Linked DNA regions of Homo sapiens: region 2 is linked to region 1. The links are chromatin loops, found by intact Hi-C in ENCODE. Cell type or tissue: breast epithelium. All regions are shown on one strand. Each heading gives the region's core, and the rest is flanking DNA. Links, peaks and the distances in the headings are about the cores only.

Region 1 (10,773 bases), core at 1,546-9,545:
GGGACATTTAAGCTGAGGCCTGAAGGATAAAAAGGAGAAGTCATGAAGGTGTGAGGTGTTCTTGTACAGGGAACGGCATGTGTGAGGGCTTAGAAGCAAGAATGAGTTTTGCATGTTTAAAGAACTGAAAGAAGGCCAGATGGCTGAACATAGGGAGGGAAGGAGAGGGGCACAAAGCGAGAACATGGAAGTAAACTCAGAGGCTTACTCCATGGCTAACAAACACACTTAACCCATCCAGACGGACCTGTTGGTTTTCTCCCCCAAGCATGGCCCATCTTGGTGAGTGGCACCACCATCCACAAATCTAGTGGTTATATTTGATTCTTCTCTTTCTCTCACCTCCACATCTACTCCTTTGGTTATTCCTGTTGGTTCTACTCCCAAGATACATCCTTCTCGCCGTCTTCAACCATTCACCGCCCGGGCCGCCATCTTATCTCAGATCTTCTCTCTTAGGCGTCAGCTTTCTCCTGGCCCCGAATGAGCCTGGCTGGTTTCCTTGCAAGGCCTTCACCATTCTTCCTCTAAGTCTTCCCACAACTGACCCTTCCTCATCACTCAGGTCTCAATTCTCACCTCCTCTGAGAAGGCTTTTTACACACACCTTCAACTCCACTTGTTCTTGCAATATTAACCTATTTTATTCTTCATAGTGCTTCTCAGAAATGGAAATCATGTTATTTCTGTACAAGCTCACAGTCTGTCTCTCACTTGGGAGTGTTAGTTGCTTGAGGACAGACCCTCTTTCTCGTTTGGCCCTGGTGGGTGCTGTTCTCTTCCTTTCAGATCTTATTAAACACCCAACCCAGGGGGGACTGGAGCTCCGAGGAGAGCCAACCCCTGCCAGCCAGGGACAGAACAGGAAGAGTGGGAGGCCTGGGAGGCAGGAGACCCCAGATGGTCGTGGCAGTCTCTGTAAACTTGGACAATGACCTCCTTAGGCCTCACATTTCTCCTCTGTAAAATGAGTTTGAACTTGAGGACTTCAAAGTGTGAAGATTCTGTAATTGTGAACATCAGCTTGAATGAAAAGATTTGTCTGAAGAATTTGAAACTATTTTTTCATTTTGTTTTTGTCTTTTTTTTTGAAACTGTTTGTTCAAAAACCCTTGGATTGAGTTGCTTTTTGTTTGTTTGTGCCTGTGGCTATTGTAAAAGAAAAAGCACAGAAGAATATTTTCCCAGGCTGCTAAATAAAGGCTTTCCTGATGAGCCTGCCCCTTGGAAAAACTCAAAAACTGGGAGATTCTGAATTTGAGTTCCTGCCCAATGGAAGACCTGCATATACAGGATATATGTCTTTCCTAAAGTCAGTTTTTTAAATTTAGAAAACAATTTTCACATTTTATAAATATACTTGTCCCCAGCACTTCCAGTTATCTTCATGGTAAATGATGCTGGTGTTTATATTTTATTCCACTAGAACTCAGAAGACTAATGGAAGGACAAGCTATAATTTGTATTTTAAGCAGCAACTTCAGTGGAAACCTCACTGTCTCTGGCTCTTCTAACCTCTCCAGGAGAGAAAAAAATGGTTAATATGCTCTGTTGAATATTTATAGTCATCCTTTCCCCCCTGACATAATTAAAATTTATCTGTCTCTCCATTCAACAAGTATTTACGGACAGCCTACTGTATATGAGCCCTTATGTTAAGTGCTGGGGCCTGCTCTCCTGGGAGGTGGAGGTGACACAAGGCCATCAAGAAATCCTGTAATTCCTATAGTGCCGTGGAGGAGAGGAGGGAAAGGAGTGAAGAGTGATGGGAGTAGGAGGCCCTGCTGTCACTAAGTGGCAAGGAAGACCTCTTGCTGGAGATCCAATAATGCAGTGGCCCAGGCAGAGGGACAGCAAGTGGAAAGGACTGGAAGCTGGCTTGCTTCTTGAGAAACAGCAAGGGGGTCAAGGGGTTGGAGGATAGACAGTGAATGAATCTTTCTGCAGTAGAATTGAGAAAAGGTGTCTTTATGTAGGGCAGCCATATGGGGTAACACATGGTAATAAAAATGACAGTAACAGTAGCTGATACCAACTAGAGAACGTGTGTTATATTCTCTAATGGTTTTTTTTTTTTTTTTTTTTTTTGAGACGGAGTCTCACTCTATTGCCAGGCTGGAGTGCAGTGGTGTGATCTCAGCTCACTGCAACCTCTGCTTCCTGGCTTCAAGTGATTCTCTAGCCTCAGCCTCCTGAGTATCTGGGACTACAGGCGTGTGCCACCATGCCCAGCTAATTTTTGTATTTTTAGTAGAGATGGGGTTTCACCATGTTTGCCAGGATGGCCTTGATCTCTTGACCTTGTGATCCACCTGCCTTGGCCTCCCAAAGTGCTGGGATTATAGGTGTAGCCACCACACCTGGCTGGTTTTTTCTTTAAAGAAAAATAGTATCTTGTTCTTGGTTCATGGCTACATTATCTTCTATATTCCTGAAGATTAAATTTTTTTTTGGTCCCTGGTTTGTTTCTAGCCCTTTCATTCCTTTATTCCCACTTCCTTGTTTTGTTCTCTGTTGTTTATGCTGCAGGTCGCATATTCCTGAAGGTTTCTGGTGATCCTTGGTTCTCCATTCATAGTCAAAGGCGAGGCACTAGAAAGCTGATCGGAGGCTCTGAGTGAGTGCACAGGCTTGACAGCTGGTTCTTTTTCCCTCCTATTGTAGCAATTGAATGGCTAGCTGGCTTTTTTGTTGGGGGATACCCAAATATGGGATGTTTCTTTGAAGTTGTTCAGTTTCTCTAAAAATGAGTCTTTGGTCTTTTGTTGGGGTGGGATTGGGTTTGGAGGAAGCACTATAGCCCGGCTGTCAGCCTCTCAGGGCAGGGCCGGGGAATGGCCCTGGGTCTGCCATTCAGCATGAAGCCGTTCACATGATGCCCCGTGTTGGCCCTAAAGCTGGCTCTCTCCTCCTTCATGCCTCTCTATGTTAATGTCTCTAGGGATTCTAGCTTTGATCATCTCAAGAGATGGGATAATGGTAGTTGGCGGCTGCTTGGGGTCAGGAGGGAATCTTGAGGTCCACTCCTGCCTCAGCCTTTCACTCAGCCCCCATTTTCATTCTGCTCCTGCTCCATGTCCTCCTAGGCCCTGGAGCCTCAGTCTCTACGTCTTTCTGGGCTTCTGAGGGAGCAACTCAGCTTGTTTCTCATTATCATATCTCTCTGAATAAACTCTGATGAGTCAGTTACTATTCCTCTATCCACTTCCTAGCTCCCTAAAATTTGCTGATACTTCTTGCCCATTATCTTCTTGTCTCTCATACAACTCCTGAGTTTATGTCTGTTTTATTTCTTTTAGAAGGGAAATGAGATAAGTGCCTGTGCTTAATCTGAGTATCTCACTGAGAATCTCTAAGTGCTAGCTTCAAGTATCTCCCTTATTTCTGATAGCAATTCTATGAGGTAGAGCCCTTTACAGGGGAGGCAGCTAAGGCAAGGAGAGAGATATGCCTAGCGTCTCACATCCAGGGAGGAAGAAGAGGGTCCATAGGCAGGGTTTTCTGACTTCAAAACTCAGGTACTTGAATTTTACACTAAATTGCCAGTTGCCTTTTGTTATGATAAAGTTCAGTTTGCTTTCAGCTTAGCCTAAGATCATATGTTCTTATACAGAAAATAATATGCTTCTTTTCTCAGGCAGAGTAATGGTCACAGAGCTTTGTTCATGGGTGTGGGAGAAATACAGTCAACCTCAAAAATTCTTTCTGGCCGGGTGCACTGGTTCACACCTGTAATCCCAGCACTTTGGGAGGCTCAGGTGGGAGGGTCGCTTCAGCTGAGGACCTTGAGACCAGCCGGGGCAACATGGCAAGACCCTGTCTCTAGAAAAAAAATTTCTATTGAACATGTAGCATTTTTTATATTAATCTATTTGAACCACATTATTAATATGGAGACATGTGAAAATGTGTATTTATTATTAAGAACGTTTTCTGGATAGAGTCAAGACAGAACTGTTTTTCCCAAGAAGGCAATTGCTGCCCTGGTGATGCTTTCTGCTTTGTCCAGAGTAAACACCTGGTGTTTGCTGATTGGTTGTTTTGTTTTGCCTGTGCATGAGTCTCGGTGTTTGCACACTAGCTTTTATAGATCCATCTTTGCTCAGTTTCTGGGAAGGCTTATCCAACTCTCATTGAGATTTCTACTTCTGATTCTAGCAATAGTTTATAAGAAAATTGGTCTCAAACAAGTCATTTGTAACAGAGAGAAATGGACAATGTGTGTGGTTTTTTAAAAATGTTTCTCTTGCATCATAGGTGTTTTGGGAATGTGAAATCACGTATGATCATCTACAAATCAATTTTAAATGACTAGTGTTTATTACACAAAAACAATCACTTCAGATGCGCAACATATTTTATATTTCATCTCATTTGGTCCTTGTCTTTATACCTCGTTCCAGATATTGGAATATAACTTTGGTATAAGTACTATTCTTTGTAAAACATTGTTTTTGACCTTTTCTAAATAAAGGGAAGGCCAAAAGGCTGACTTTGATGCATGTATAGGGGTGAGAGAACCTTCTCTTTTCCCTGTGGAAGTTTGATAATTGAGTCTGCTGAAATAAACTGAAAACACACAGATCAACAGGAGGAAAGGTATACAAATGTATTACATGCACGGGGACATCACAGGAAAGTGAGGACCCAAGAGCCCCATGAGATTCAGAAGCTTAAATACCCTTCTTCATAGGGCAGATGGAAAGGGGGGCTGTGGGCACTTTTAGAGGAAGAGCAAATGGTTTTTAGGGGAGATGACTGGGCCCAAAGAATAGATAGCAACCTGGGACAAAGTTTTTCTGGACTCCAGGCATGCTGTCAACTCTAATCTTCCTGACAGTTAATATTCCCTGTGTGACGAGATCATAGGGAGAGGGCTTAAGGGAATTGCATTCATCTGGGAGGAGCACCCCTTACGCAGATAAGGGAACCTCAGATAGAGGTTCTCCCTGTGCTTCGGGAGAGGCAGAGGGCCGGGAGATGAGGGCCAGAGAAGATTGGGAAGATCTTGGTTCTAAGGTTGCTTCTTTAGTTCAGAGTACTCTGTATTCAAAGCACCGTGCTCCATGTATTGCTTTCTGAGCCCCAGCAGTGGCTTAGGTACAGCAGGATAGTTTTCTGATGTCACTCCTCCTTTTTGTTTGGAATCTTCCTCATCTGGTGGGAGCAGCATCTTTTAATAATTGGTCCTGCAGCCCAGCCCTGCAAGGTGATCAATATTAGCAAAGACAAGCCTGTCTTGTCACTGTGCCCTGGAGGTCATGAGAGTCGGAGGCTGGCTCCTACTGCCTGCTGCGGGCATAGCCAGGGGGCTCTACCTAGCCCCTCAAAGGTCTTCAACCGTTATGTTCCACTAGCTGCAGTGGGGCCGCCTTCTCTCCCCACCTTTTCCTCAGTCTAGTTACCCTGGCTTCCATGTGGAGTAGGCGGATGGGCCTGAACAAGGACTCAGTCTCTGAAGTCCCTCCTGTTGAAGGGTCCGAGGGGGGTGGGTGTGTGCTCATCAAGTCCAGCTCTCCAGGCGCTGACAGGAGAATTTGCTGGAGTAGGCTCTGGGTGCTGGAGGGGGAGGGTCTTGGGTCTCACCTCACCTGGCAGTGTGGCCAGGGGGGACCCCATCCCCTGCAGCTCCCATTTCTTCCTCATCGCCCTTTGAGGGAGCATTGCCAGAGCCAGCTCCTGGGCCCCTCCCCTCACTTCCTACCAGGCCCCACTTCCACCTCCTCTTAGTCTTGAAGAGATACAGAAACCCTCCCCTTTTCCTTCATGTCTCCCTCAGAGGAACAGAGACCGAGAAAGGACAGAGACTCATCAGAGGCTGACTGTGCTGACTCACAGATGCTGGACGGGGGGAGAGTAAAGACTATTTAGAGCCTCCCACCTCCCTCCCGACCCCTGACCCTTGCTCAGTGTGCACATGGCCAGCTCACAGTGCTCTGCTATGTGAGGCCTCTGCAGACATTTCCAGGCCTGTGGGTGTCACTGAGGGGTCACATGGAGCCAGAGAACACTGCCCTCCCTCCAGATGCCCCTCGGTCCTCTCAGCAGCCTCAATAGGCTTCCCATGTATTTCTGCCTTCATTCTGTAAGCCCTTGGGAGTTGGCCTGTGTATCTCTGATTTCCAAATACTCCCTCTCGGCGCTGTCTTCAAAGCGGCTGCATCTTTTCCCATTGGCTCTACTTTGTTGCCTTCACTAAAATAAATGCACACTATCTTTCACTTTTAAGGGCTTTTTACTGTTAGTCTCTCTAGGGACTTGTTAACTTGTTGCACAAGTTACAAATATTTGGATAGGAACAGACTCAAGAAATAGCAGTTGAGCACTGTCCTGAATTTTAGCCTGAGATGCAAATGGGCCTGGACTTCTAATTCTCCTTTCTCTAAACCTTTCAGCCAGGTGGCATTGCAGCAGTTCCTCTGGGTTTTGCCTGTGTTGTTTGTTCTGTCCAGCCTTCTCTGGGTTGGATGCTTCTAAGGGATATAGGAAAAAAAAAAACCCCAAAAACCAAAGTGTTTTTTTCCTATTCTCCTCTCTTACACAGTCATTCAATACAACACTTCTGACAACAGATGTGTGGGCTTTCCCCTACACCCAGCAATTCTCCAGCAGACACCAGCTGCGTGTCCTCTAATTCAATTCAATTCCGACACTATCTACCTGCAGGCAGTGTTAGATCTCACAGGTTCACACAAGACGGGTGCAGTCTTCAGATGCACCAATTGCAAAGCCCCAGGTGTCCCCTATACAAATCGGAGCTCCCACTACCCCTTCCTTGGGTTCAATTAATTTGCTAGAGTGGCTCACAGAACTCAGGGAAACACTTTTCTTTCCATTTACCCATTTATTATAAAGGATGTTACAAAGAATGCAGATGGACAGCCAGATAAAGAGATGCATAGGGCGAGGTATGGGAGAAGGGGTGCAGAGCATCCCTGCCCTCCTAGGGCCCACCACCCTCCAGGAACCTCCATTTGTTCCACTATCTGGAAGGTCTCTGAACCCAGTCCAATAGGATTTTTGGAGGCTTCATTGCACAGGCAGGGTGGATATTATCACTGACCATTGGTGATCAGTTCAACCTTCAGCCCACTCCCCTCCCTGGTGGTGGGCTGGGGCTAGGGGGTGGGACTGAAATTTCCAACTCTCTAAACACATTGTTGGTTTATCTGGCAGCCAGTCCCCATCAGTCGTCTCGTTGGCATACAAAAGACACTCTGGAGATGAAGACCAAATATGTATTTCACAATATCACAGCACTGAACCAAGTTTCTTAGCTTCTGAGTACTTTTTGGTTACTGTGTCTTCCCAGATTGCATCATTTTTCTGGACAATCACTGGGCTCCCTGTGGAAAGCACTTCGTGTGGGCTCCCTGCAGGCGTCCTACCTGGATCTGGCCATGCCTTCATCTACTCCAGTGCCTGGTCCTCTTTTCTTAGTTGGTTAGTGTCTAAGTTAGTCAGGGGCAAGTTGCTCACCCTTGCTGCAATCTTAGGGGAACAAGGCCTGCTCCTTCCACGGTTGCTTTATACCTTTTTAGGCCCAGAGGGTGTTATGGATGATCATGATTATGCAGTGGTCTTGAAAGGCAGGTGAGGGAGCCTGATGGTTAAGCGAGCAGGCTCTGGAGTCTGATTGCTTGGCTCCAACACTTACCAGCTGTGTGACTTTCAGGAACTCCTTTAGCTCGTTTAAGTGGGGATAGTCATACATCTACTTATATGGTTGTCATAAAGATGAATTACAGGGCTCTCAGAACAGGGCTGGGCTAGGGGAAGGTGCTTGATCCATATGAGCTATGATTATCCTCACTTTAGAAATGGAGAAACTGAGGCCCAGGTCACTTACTTAAGGTCATTGAGCTGCAACATGGAGAAGCTTAGTTCCTAACCCGAGGCAGCCTAGCTCTGGAAACCTTTCCCTGAGCCATCTGCAGTACCAGCAGCTGCAAGCTTCATCACCTCCCCATGGTCACTGACAGCTGCCACACTGCCTTGTCAACCTAAAATGAGTGACACAGAGACGGACTCTCTGAAGCCAAGAGTCTATTTGGGAACAGGAGGGGATTGCAATATGGGATATACACGATGGTGAACCATAGGCACATCCAAAGGGGTTGGGGCAAGGGGAAGCTTAAAGACAAAGGGAAGTCCACATTAGCTGTTTTGAAAAGACAACAGCAACAACAACCATGGGTTACAGGGGCTTACTGCAGGCATTGGCAACAGCTGTGGCAGGCAAGTGTGCTGTGCAGGCGGCTTACCTAGAACATTGAGGTTTAGAGGAAGTCCTTGTGTCATTACCGTCATAGGCATATGTGCATGGGGATGCTCCTTCATGGCCTCTTGGCTCCATTTTGTCAGCATTGGACATTAGTGACTCCATTTTGTAATGCTGATGATTCTCACAACCCTCTGGCTTTTTTTGCTTCCCTCTGGCTCCCTCCTACCAGGATGAGGCTTTAGGGAGAGACACCCAGCTCACTGCATGCCCACGTAGTGCCCACTGAGCCGTCAAGTCGCCTAGGGACATCTTTTGCCCTCAGAGGAGTGCTCTTTAATAATATTAAATATCAAAAAGCTTAAAGCCCACAGAACAATAACGAAGACTATTTCCACTGAGGGACAGGTGGTTTTCTTGCACAGGCATGGGCAAACCAGTTCAGGTGCAAAGGAAAGTCATTCTGGGCTTTCATCCAAAACTCAAACCAAACACATAGGCACTGATTTATTTATTTCTAGGTTTAAAATTTTTCAGAAACAACATTCCAGTTTTCCAGAATCTTGATTGTTTGGGTTTTATCCAGGTTCCTAAGGACATGTTTCGAAACACCATAAGAAAGTCCGGGTTGTGGGGAGAGAGCACAGAGAGGAAGGAGCTGGGGCGGGGGAGCTTTTCTTTTTGATGGCAAGCAGGAAGGACAGAAGATCTTGCCAGATCTTGTCATATTTCTGGCCCCACTGTAAAGCCCAAGGTGGTTTGGCTAAACATCAGAATGTGGGGGTGTTTCCTTGAATTAAGCTTTATTTCATAGGAAACATATAGGAGAGATTCCATTTTCATGAATCTCAAAAGTGGTTTTTTTTTTTTTTTCTTTTTGGCTTGAGAGTTCTAGCATTTTACTAGAAAGGCAGTATGGAAACAAATAAGAGCAGTGACTCCAGAGACAGAAACCCTAGGCTCCTGTGCAGGGACTGGCCCTGAACTCCTTGGCATTTGGTTGCATTAACGAAGGTGGGTGGTGCGGAGGATGTGCGCTGTAAACTGGGTAGGGCAGCCACACCTAGAGTTGTAGGCTTCTTATTCTCTTATTATGGGGAGCCCATGTCAGGAACCAGAGTCAGATACAATTTAATAACTTGAATTTCCTCACTGATGCTTCATAGTGAGAAACCTTTTTAGAATAGAAACTGGGCCTTCTCCATTTTAAACATAGTTTTAGTCAAATAAATTTGATGAAAGCATAATTGCTACATTGGTCTTCTAAATGAGAGCCCGTCATCATAGGCAAAAATGTATTGTTTATTGCTTCTTTTCTTTTAGGAATGGGGTCTCACTCTGTTGCCCAAGGCAGAGTGCAGTAGCATGATCATAGCTCACTGCAGCCTCAAACTCCTGGGCTCAAGTGATCCTCCTGCGTCGACCTCCCAAAATGCTGGCATTCTAGGTGTGAGCTGTTGGATCTGGCCTGTTTATTGTTTTTTAAAAAACTTTTTGACACACTATGTATTCATATTTGCAAAATAGAATTAGGAAGAAGCTTTAAAAGTCATATCTAATACAGTGTTATTTTTTCATTTCTAAAAACTTTTTATTACAGAAATTTCAAACATATACATGAAAGTAGAGAGAGGAAAATGAGTCCTCATGTACCCCATTACCATTTTCAATTATAAATTCTTGGCCAATCTTATTTCCTCTATTCTCCCCCACACTTGTTCCTCCCACATTATTTTGAAGCAAATCCCAGATACTGCGTAATTTGATCCATAAGTATTTCAATATGTGTCTCTAAAAGATAAGAATCCTTTTCCCCCAACATTTTATTAAGAAAGATTTGAAGATACAGCAAAGTTGAAAGCTGTATGCCCAACCACCTAGATTCTGCTGCTAACAGTTTACTATACGTTGTCACCTCGTTATCCGTCTATCCATCCCTCCTTCTGTCAAGCCACCCTGTTTTGTTTTTGGTGCATTTGAAAGTAACTTGCAGACCTCTGTACACAACCCTGCAAACACTTCAACGTGCATCTTATCAGCGAGGGTTCAATATTTGCTTATAACTTTTCCCCATTGGATATAACATTTACATCTATGAAATACACAAGTCTGAACTACATATTTGCTGCATTTTCGCAAATGTAGTCCGAACTCCTATCAAGATATAGAATATTACCATCACCCTAGAAAGTTTCCTCAGGCCCCTTCTTAGTCAGTCCCCATCAACACCACCTGCTCTGCATTCCGATGTTTTTCCACCACAGATTAATTGAGGCAGTAATTTTGAGGATTTGTCTCGTCTGTTGTAACTAAAAATCGAAACAGCATAAACAAATGAATTTTCTTTTTGATTTGACCCCTGGCCCCAAATGTGGGTTTTAGAGTGCTACCCAGGTTCTGGTTAGGGGGACTTCATATTTCCAGAATCATGTCTTCAACCAGAACAGTTCCCTGTGTGGAATGTGTAAGATTTTCTTTGAGCGAAGGAATCTATTGCAAAATGAAGCTTGAAAACCAATGCTCTAGTCCTTTCAGCTCCATTTTTTTGTTTT
Region 2 (10,773 bases), core at 1,941-9,940, 200 kb before region 1:
TCTTAAGTCCTACATGGGGTCTTAAGGCTACTGATCTCCCTCCTTGCTGTAGCTGGTCTGGAGAGAAAGAGAAAAGAGAAACGGGAAGGGCTTGTAGTGTCTAGAAACCAGAGGTGAAACTCTAAGTTAGTAAGGCTTCAACGGCAGCTCTGCAGGAGGTCAGAAAACAATTTAGTCTTGCAAAATTCTTTTTGTCATGCCACAGTGGTCCTCTTTCTGCTCCTCAAGTGTGCTAAGGTTGATGCTACCTTGGGGCATTTTGCAGAGGCTCTTTTATTTACCTAGAATATTGTTGCCCTGGCTTCTCCTGGACTGGCCCCTTCTTTTTATCCAGCTCCAATGTCATTTTCTCTGAAAAGTCCTCCCGATCCCACAATTCCCCCGGCCCAAATTATTTTCCAAGAGCATCTGTCACCATGGGAAATCATCTTTTTTATTTGTTTACTTTGTTGTCTGCATTGCCTGCCTTTCTCCCAACAGAATTAAAACTCCCTTTGGGTAGTAGCTACATGTCATTTCTAGAGTCTACAGCAGTATCTGCCACAAAGTAAGCACTCAGTACACTCCTATGGAATGGACACTTGTATCATGAAAGGAGCTGAGTTCTTGTTAGAAGGTGCTGCATGGCATCTGTGACTCGTCTTTCCCTTGGTGCCAACTCTATGTCACCAAATCTTCAGTGGGTTCTACTTCTGAAGAATGTCTTATACCTGTCCCTCTGTCCCCTCCTATTTCCCACATTCCCAGAGCCACTGCTCTGATACCTGGGTAGTGACAGCCCTATACCTTTCTCCCTGCTGCCCACGCTTCCTAAAAGGCGAGTGGCCCTGCCCCTGCTCTACTTCACCCCTTGCTTCCATTCACGCCCCACTTCTGGGACAGCCAATCCCTCTTGGTATTCTCCTGCCATTCTTGGACTAAATCAAAGCATCTTCCCCGCAGTACCCCGAGGTCCTGCCTTCCAGCCGGCAGACCTTGCTCTTCTCAGTAGCAGAGCCCAGCATGGAAGGGGAGGGAGTTCCTTAGGAATCTCTTAAGAAGACCTGAGGTCCACTGTGGATTCATGAGGCTCCTGAAGGCAGCAGGGGGTGTGAAGAGGGGCTGGGCAATAGCCAGAGGGAGCTTTCTGAAGATGGCTCAGGAGGAAGTGGAAAAGGGCCCCGCACAGGCAGATCTGGGGTCCCAGACAGCTCATGGGGAGCGTTGGGTAAAGGATTCTGGGGCTGCCCTAACACAAAGCGGTCAAGGCCTTGGAAGAGCTGGAGTGGAGATGCTCGCAGGCAGTGTGGTAACCCTACCCCTTCTTGCCTCTTATGCAGCCATATGCCTGTCCAAGGGTGAGCTGGTGGGCTGTGTAGGAAATTAAGAGGGGATCAAGCAAACCCAGGGAGACAGGACATCTGGCATTGCTGAGGGAACTGCCCACAGCCAATGTGGCCCTTCTCTTCCCATCAAAAGCTGTTGCCAGGTGTAGGTGGGCAGGGGCTGGCAATGGCTTGTACCTTGTATATTAGAAATTTATTGTGGTCTGTTCAGGTAACAATGTTTAGAGACCTTTCTTATGAAAGGTGCTATGTTCCCTGTGAGTCATTAAGACTATTTATTTATTTTTAATACCAAATGTCTAAATTCATCTACCCTCTAGGGATCATTTCATCTTGTACTGTGTGCTATCTCAGCAGAAAAAATGCTTTCCCCAAATGTGTCAGTTCTATTTTTAAAAAGGTTCAGTGACCTATTTCTGTAATTCTCACAGACACTGGAAGTACAGCAGAGACTATTTAGGCTCAGCTTTGTCACCAAAAAGTTACCCTGGCTTCCAGGTGTTGCCTAGAGAGATGCCATCTTGCTTTGCAATGGAGAAGCATAAATAAGAGGAGTACACCTGTCCCCCCTCATGGAGGGAATTCACCCCAAGACTCTCAGTGTTTGTCTGAAACTACAGATAGTACTGAACCCTACATAGGCTACGTTTTTTCCTGTATATACATACTTATGATAAAGCTTAATTAATAAATTAGACACAGTAAGAGATTAGCAACAATAACTAATAACAAGATAGAACAATTAAGTGAAGTAAGAGTTACTGGAACACAGGCATAGTGATACTGCCAAGAGGGCTACGGAGCAACCACGGGCAGGGAGCGTCTATGGCACCAAGATGCTGGACAAAGGGGTGAGTCACGTCCTGGCAGGACAGAGTGGGGCAGTATGGGATTTAATCATGCCACCCAGAACAGTATACAACTGAAAACTTAGGAATTGTTTATTTCTGGTGTTTCCATTTAATATTTTCAGACCAAGGCTGATCATGGGTAACTGAAACTATGGAAAGTGGAACTTTGGATGGGGGGACTACTACATTGTCAGGATAAGATCATGAGAGCAAAAAACGTACACACATAGACACACATACGACATGTTTCTCCAGTTTCAAACAATGTCATGATGACTACACTCCGCCTTTAGCCAAACTCGACATTGGGAAATAGCTTAAGAATCAACAGTTTCTGAGACAAAGAACTTAAAAAGACAATTTACAAAAGAGAAACTACAGCTCATCAACTAAGATGTGGCAAGCGGTTAGATCCACTAGTAATCCAGGAAATGAAAATTAGAGCAACGCCACTTTCCAAAACTAGCCCCTGGTGGGAGAAGTCAGAACAACGATGACCCTTGGGTGGAGTGGAGGAGGGGGAACGGGGCCACAATAGTGGCCTCTAGGGGTAAGGTTCTGTTTCTTAATCTGGGTGCTGATTACTCAGGGGTGTTCACTTTGTAAAAATTCACTCGTGATTTGTGTACTTTTCTGAACGCATGATAAACTTCACTACAAAGTTTACATTAAAAAATCAAGCTCACTTTTTACCTATTAAATTAGCAAAAACAATTTTTTTTTAGTAATACTAGCCAGTGTGGTTTAAGCCATCACAAAGCTAACATTTTTACATATTGCTAATCACAGTATACATTAATATAGTGCCCTTTGGGGAGGAATTTGGCAGTATGAATGTAAAACTCTTGAGAAGCGTTCATACTTGTTAATTCGATAACTTCACTTCTGAGACTCTGTCTTAAAGAAATAACCCTAAATGCCAAAAAATGGTTTATGTGCACATACGCATTGCAATATCATTTATAGTAACAAAAATTGACAACATCAAAACACTGAAAGTAATCTAAATGTCCAACTCTAGGGCAATGGTTAAATAAACTTTGACAAATTCACATGATGATATTTTATGCACTCATTACAATAAACTAAAGTGAGTAATGACAGAAGAAAACACAATATAGTAAGTAGGAAAAGCAGGATATGAAATTGTAGACATGACTACAGCTAAGATTAAAAAAAAAAAAAAAACCCTACACAGAGAAAATCCCCAGAAGATCTTAAAAAATGAGTAATACTAGTGTTTGGATAACAGGACTATGAGTGGGATATTTTCTTTAATTAACTTTCCTGTGTTTTCCAAATGTTATTTAATGAGCCCGTATTGCTTTGTTGAAAGAGGGAATGTTCAGAGTCATCCTTGTGTGTGACTCTTCTGTTTCAGAAGGTGCTGCCTATGGTTCTCCCAGGTCCCCCACGTCCCAGCAGTCTGTGCTTTGGTGCCTGATATCGCCATTCCAGGATGAATGGAGCCAGTGATATTTAGGAGCAAACTGATTATCTGTCTCCTTTCTGCAGGGCTGACTAAAAACTGTCAACCCTGAAGGCCCTACTGAAGCAAGGTGTAGGGAGTTCAGGATGGAGCTCTACATTCTGTGGTTTGTAAGGAAGACTCAGTTGGAAAGTCTTCTGCTGGGTCACTAGGTAACCGCAGTGCCTAGTTCATTCGTTCATCCTCCCCTGTCTGCTGGTTCTTTCGGTTCAGGGAGAAATGTTCAACTCTGCTTCCTTCTCTAGACATCACCTTCACTCTCCTTTCCTTCCAGCCAAAGAACTTGAAAGGCAAGTCTTTGATACACTTCTTCTACATCTATCGTTTGCCTACCCCCCAACCTGCACCCCATTGCTGTGTTCTGGCTCATACGGGACTTGGTGGGGAGTGGTACCCGGCTTGGGGAGAGGGATGCTGGTGAGTTTTCAGCTCTCATCCTCATCCCTGCTCTACTTGGGTGCCTTTGAATACTCCCACAAACCTCAGTTGGAGCCCTGCTAATTTAGCTTCAATTTGCCAAATGGACCTCCAGTGCCATTGTGGCAGCCCCTCACAATGATGGCTCTGCCACCCTCCTTCCGGCATCCCAGAGGCATCCAGGACCCAACCCTGTCCAGGTCTCCCCTTCCTTCTCTAGTTGCTGCTCCTCCACAGACTCTCTTAAAATAGTGAGTGTTCCCTCAGAATCATCTCTTGTCTCTGTACACTTTAACCTTTACTTGTATTCCCAAGACTTCGGGCACCTCCTACTTCCTCCCATCTCCCAGATTGAGTGGCTCAGAGTATGGGCAGAGTGCCCCCACCTACATCTGCGTGTAGCCTTGGGCGAGTTCCTTCACCTCCCTGCAGCTCAGTCTCATCTGGAGATAATGTGGAGATGGTAGCAGCACCTACCCCAAAGGGATGTTGAGAGGACAAAGTGCAGGGGCTGGCCCTTCCTAAGCCAAGAGCATCTGCTCATCCCCAGACCCATCCATCTAAAGTCCCCTGGATGTCTCCATTTGGGGGTCCTTCAGGCAAACTGATTGCCTGTCTTGGAGTTAATGTGCCCCACCCCAAATTAACCATTTCTCTTCCCTCCATTTGTTTCTCCTTCATTGTGTCTTTGGGGAATGGGCCCACCAGCCACTCAGACTCTGAGTCACTCGAAGTCCTCTCTGCACAACTCTGATCTTTCACTAAGTCTTATCCTAAATGTCTCTCTCCTAAATGTCTCTTTAATACCAACTGTCCTGCCTGTCCTCTCCATCCTGGTGGACACAGGCTTGGTTCTGATGGCCCAGTTACCCAGTAACCTCCCTAAGCTCATCACCAGGACTACAAACTTGCCAAGGTCCTACTAAAAGACTTGAAACCCGGAAGCAAGGGGTGGTGTGGGGGTGTGGTAGCTCCAAAATACAAGAAGAAAAGTGCAAAATTAAAATTAACAAATATTTCAATGGCTCCAAAATGTAAATTATGTCAGCTCCCTTGTTAACTTTTGATTTCATAGAAATTTCAGTACATTTGACAGCAATTTGTAGGTTAGGTTTTTCTCCTATACAAGAGTTTCTGACTATTCATGGCCTTGAGAGAAGGCATAGCCAATATATATTAAATTAGCAGGGGTTAGGGGCGTTGTAGTCAGATAACTTTAAAAAGCAAAGTTATCAGAGATCTCTCAGAAACAGCAATACAGAATAACTATGCTTGATGTGGGACAGGCATGCAATTTAATGCCTATTCTATGGTGGGGCGTGGTCTCCACAAGTAAGAGTGCCTGGGGCCCAGAGAGATCTGCAATCCACCTGTCCTTATTTCTTTCCTGAGGCAATAAGCAACCTCCAAAATAAGAATGTATTCAAGGCCATTCCTGTTGACTTCTTGCCTGGGTTCCTCAAGCCCTCTTAGAGAAGTCCCCTGAACCCCTAGGCCAGGTAGGCCCCTCTGCTACCACTCACCTAAGGCCTATGTTTCCTTTTGTCAAGCCACCTTCTTCTTTGAATTGTAATTACTGCCTCTGTCTGTTGCCCTGGGAGATCCCTGAGGGTAGGGACCACATCCCAGGGATCTTTGTTTAACTTTACAGACATTCCAGAGTGTTGATGATTAAAAGAATGAAAGACAGGCTGGGAGGGAGCGGGGGTAATGATATACAGGGATTAGGAAGAGGAGGCGAGGGTGAGGTAGAGATGAAATCAGCCTAGACAGACTTGGATTGAGTGCTACTCGGCACGAAGTGGATCCACCAGTCTGGAACTTAGGCTAGGGGCTGGGATAGAGAAAATGGGGGTGGTGGCCACTAGTATAAATGGGGGTGGTTGAAGCCCTGGCTGTGGCTGTGAAGAGGCCAGGTAGGAAGTGTGGGCAGGGAGAGAAGCCAGAGTTCTGGGAAACCTCGCTGCTGCTTATGGGATGGGCAGAAACGTGGGAGGGAGCAGGGACTGCAAGCACAAGCAGCAAGAGAAGAAGGCACAGTGGCTCACGCCTGTAATCCTGCCACTTTGGGAGGCCGAAGCGGGCGGATCACGAGGTCAGGAGTTCGAGACCAGCCTGGCCAACATGGTGAAACCCCGTCTCTACTAAAATACAAAAAATTACCCGGGTGTGGTGGCAGGCGCTTGTAGTCCCAGCTACTTAGGAGGGTGAGGCAGGAGAATCGCTTGAACCCGGGAGGTGGAGGTTGCAGTGAGCCGAGATTGCGCCACTGCACTCCAGCCTGGGTGACAGAGCAAGACTCTGTCTCAAAAAAAAAAAAAAAAGAGGAAGACGGCTGCAACAGGAGGCCTGAAACCCTGGAGTCAGAGTCAGAGTGACAACCCAATCGCTCTTTGCGGTTGACGGTGGGCCAGGCCCTACGCCCAGTGCTTTGCATGGAGTGAGCCACAGAAGGATGTTAAGATAAACCCCATTTTATGGATAGGTGAATCAAGGCCCAAACTGGCTGAGTAACTCACCCAAGGTCACACAGGGAGGAAGTGAAAGAGCAGAGACTCAGCTCCATACTCCACATTAAGGCAAGATGACCTGCACGTAATGACCATCACCCTGTCCAGGGAGATGGATATTAGAAAGCTTTGATGAAGTCTCAGTGATGAGGGCGGAAGACAAGCCGCACGGCAATGGGTGAGTCAGCAGGAGGGAGGAACTGAGCCAGGAGGAGCTGTTTCAAGGAGCAGAGGGGTGTTGTCTATTTCCCAAGTGTAGTTGGCATTTTTTCCCGCATCAAGAGGCAATAGCCAGGTAATACTATTATAAATTTGATGTTTAAAAAACTTACCTTTGAACACAGCAATAAAAACCTAAGCACTTCTCCATTACTCTTCTAATTTCTCTGCCTTAATGCCACAACAAACATTGGAGGCCTTTCCCTTCAGTGTCAACCTTATGGATCTTCTTATATCTTCTTTGTCCACAGGCATCTTTTGCAGAGACCTGCTGCCTGCAGAAAAGTGAGGAGGAGGGAGAGAAGGAGGGGTGCTCCATCCCTCTTAAGGACAGGGCAACTCTGTGTGGACAGAGGACATCCTTACTCTAGGTGTTCCCTCTGCCCAGAACTCTCCTCCCCCAGGCATCTGCTCAGCTGGCTTCTCACCTCCCTAGAGTCTTCCACCTCAGTGAGATGGGCCCGTCCATGTTTATTAATACTGCAACCGGCCTCTGCCCCCAATGCCCAAGCTCCTGGTCTCCCTTTCCCTCCTCTGTTTTGTTCTTTTTTCCATAGCAACCTCAGCTACTAAGTCATCCTGCTGATGTACTGCGTTTAGCATTTAGTATCAGAGTCCCTCCTTCTGCAATACTGCAAGCTCCCCAAAGGCAGGCAGCTTTATCTGTTTTGTCCTCTGTCCTATCCCAGGTGCCCAGAGCAGTTCTGGGCACTTAGTAGGCTCTCAATTCATATTTCTGGAATAAATAAAAGGAGTGATCTCAGCGGGCTGTGACTCCATCTTAAGGAAGATGGGTGGCCTTTCCATGGGAGAGGGAAAGGGGGAAGGCGTTTCAGGTAGGGGAGCAACATGAGTGGGTGCTTGAAGACAGGAACAAGTAAGTCACTCTGTGGGCAGTGAACAGAAGATTCATTTGGTGGTGCTCAGGATGTAGGCATCGAATACCAGGATGGAGAGTGTGGATTTTCATTTGTAGGCAATGGGAGGGAAGAGGAGGGCTATTGAAAGATTTCGAGCAGGGAAGAGACTCCATGCGAGTGATATTTGGAGAAGATTAAGTTGGAGGTGGGGAATCCATTGGGTGGAAGTGTCCTTCTGGGATGTATTCCTCAATCCTCATCCCCTCCTCCCCTTCCTCGTGAGAACTCCAGCTCACTCTGGGTGTTTCCTGTGACCTCTTTCTCTGTGCTCTCCCTGCTCCAAGTTAAGCCAGAATCAGGGTCTGCAGGTGTGCTGTGCACCTTAGATTTGAAGGGAATTTGTACGTTTTCATTCTCTGGGTAAAGTCAGGGTAGGCATCATCCATGGCCTCTGGTTAGAAATGGCATTCAGCACTCGGAATGCTTCCTCTTGCTTCTCTATCTTCAAATTTGTGCAGTGGCAACACTGAAATTCCAAAGGAGTAAAAAGTACGAAGACCTTTGCCTGGTACATCAAGAATGTGGACAAATTTAGAACTGGAGTCTTGTGTTACAATTGCAAGTCAAACTCCAAGAGGGGGTAACCAGCCCATTAGCGCAGGAACCTGGAAACTGACTTTTCTGCTATCTCTCCAAACACACACACACATACATGCGTGCACACTCTCACATACACACATTCATTGGGCCCTTGAAAGATCAAGGCCAACTGCAAAGCACCCATTCCCCAAGACTCCTAATTTATATTGGGAACTAGCTATAAAGCTCCCCTTGGCCCCCAATCTTCCCTTGCAATGATAAAGAGCATGTCACATCACACTAAATGTGACACTTAATCAAAACCCATCTTCTTTAACAAACCCTTAACCTCCAGCACACGAGAGTCACCAAGGCCAAGGGACGAGACGGGGAGCCGACTCAGGTGGCACATGCTTTGATTAAGATGATACAGATTTCCTTTTATTTCACTTTTATCAGAGTTGTAAAATTCCGAATCTGTCCCCTTTTTGATTTGACAACAGCACATTTCAATAGAGGTTGACACCAAAAAAAAGACCACGACTTGTTCTCTCTTCAACCGGGAGTAGGCGATAATTTCTCTGAATCCTCTTCAGTAATGATCGTCAGAGCTTCTGATCTTCCCATAAGCAAGTTTTGCAAGGAACATGGTTAAACTGAAGCACAAACCTGGCTGGCATCTGGTCCCTTTCTTAACTGGTATCTAAATACCCTTAATCTATAGGCCCTGAAAAAGACCTCCCCTTCTCTGCCTCCTACCTTGGGTCTTTATTTCTGAGACTTAAATCCTCAAGTGAATTCTTTTGCCAGATTTCTGGGGCAGGAAATTTACTTGCCTGCCACACAGTTACTTTAGGCCTTCTAGGGGCTCCGGCAATTGTCCATTTCTATCGCATGGGCCATCACTTTCCTCATGACCTATTTAGGACTTTGTTTCTAAATTATTTAATCATTGGCTAAATTAGATAATTTACTACAGAGTTATTGAATCCTAGTTATGAATGAGATACTTGTAATAGGAGGGAAGACTTATTTCTGGTTTCAGAAACTTTTGGTCTTGAAATAAAATACAGTAATGGTAATACAAGGTAGAATGGGACAAGTGTCTACAAAAACTCCAAAGCATAGGCAGTTGATGCTTTCAGTAAGTATTGAGCATCTACTGTGAGCCAGCCCCTGTTCTAGACACTGGGATACAGCAATGTACAGAATGGACAATGTTCCTGCCTGCAAGGTACTTACATTCTGTGTGGGGCTGGACAACATTTTCAACTTCTATATATTTGGCTTATGAACAACCCACACTTTCAAACTTTGTACTTTACCCCTCTTCAATCACCTTCTGCAGGTTGAATTTGGACTTTCGAGTGCCCATGGACAAGCAAAACTTCTCAGTTGTCTCGTGACGGCACACCAGTGGGACTATGCTCAGTTTCTGCAGTGTCAGCCCTCTGTCTGTTCTGTGGTGTCAATAGCCTTATTGCTCACCAAAAAACGAGCAGAAATTTTAAAACTGAAAGTGTGGATGCTATTGGCAAGACTTGTAGTTCTTGTTAACTTCTTACAATTGAGACGAAGATAGAAATCATTAGGAAGGAAAAAGAGCAAAATTAGACAGCCCATTTAAAATACTGTAAGGATATTAAATATTGAGCCAAACAGATAAAGTATAATTAGGATTTTTAAAAATGGTTTTTCATTTATGAAAGAGCAGTCTTTTCTTATGACATATTGGCAATCACTCCATTAGATTCTCAGCAACAGCATTCTTTACCTCTATGCGTGAGGCCTTCCTTTCCATGCCGGAGGGCTGGGTGCTGTGGTCAGTACCAAGAAAGGGCCAAGACATGGCCCAGTCCATCAGGAACTTACCTGTTACTCATGGACATAAAGGAAAATAGAATAGCTGGCATATTTCAATGCAGGGGGGGAAAAGGCGTTTTCTAAAAAAAAAAAAAAAAAAAAAAAAGCCTATGTTACCGGCCAGAAAGAGGAGATAAGAAAACTGCAAAGAAGCTCATCCTTCCTAGGATCAGGATAAGCCTAAAGGTCACAGACCAACCTAGAATGGGGAGATGAAAGTTGGTGCCAGGGCCAGGCCCTGCTTTAACTCTTCTAACAGGAGGCCTCTCCATTGCCCCTGATGGACAGTCTTTATCCTGCCCTTCTCTGTACCTGGTGTTTAGCAAGGGGACTGGCATAGGATTATTCCTGTATTCAAGTCCTGAAAAAGTCAGGGCAGGATGACAACGGCACACTGATGGGACAGTGTAGAAATGTGAGGGGTGAGGGCAGCAGGAGCAATCCAAAGCTGTGATAACAGGAACTTTACTGAGTCCTGACTCCGTGGCATATGGTCTGTGTCCTACTTTCCTTCACACAGGCCCCTGAACCGCTCCTGCAGCAATGCAGCCTGTGCAGGAGGAAGCCACAGCCCTAACAGCTGCTGAGATCTGGGATTCTGTGAGAAGCTCCCTTCCCATTTCTTGCCAGGCAGAGGGGGCTCAGGGTGGAACTGCAACC

Evidence for each region. Hi-C counts contacts between places; a loop is a spot of excess contacts. Peaks named below come from ENCODE experiments on the same cell type or tissue, not always from the same donor. Only the 100,000 strongest peaks of a DNase experiment are listed, where the experiment ranks them.
Region 2: it touches region 1 in a loop (6-fold over the local background); 2 of 110 quality-filtered maps call a loop at or near these places.

The regions. Positions count from the first base shown.
Region 1 is chr2:173,826,869-173,837,641 of GRCh38, reverse strand. No RefSeq gene overlaps it. Among named protein-coding and RNA genes, the nearest start is that of SP3, 130 kb to the left of the region's middle. In breast epithelium, for the core only: no CTCF peak of the experiment used is centred there; a DNase peak (open chromatin) is centred at 6,021; H3K27ac peaks cover 3,767 bases.
Region 2 is chr2:174,027,999-174,038,771 of GRCh38, reverse strand. No RefSeq gene overlaps it. Among named protein-coding and RNA genes, the nearest start is that of LINC01960, 8.1 kb to the right of the region's middle. RefSeq lists enhancers at 607-1,107, 1,108-1,608. In breast epithelium, for the core only: no CTCF peak of the experiment used is centred there; no DNase peak of the experiment used is centred there; H3K4me3 peaks cover 582 bases; H3K27ac peaks cover 827 bases.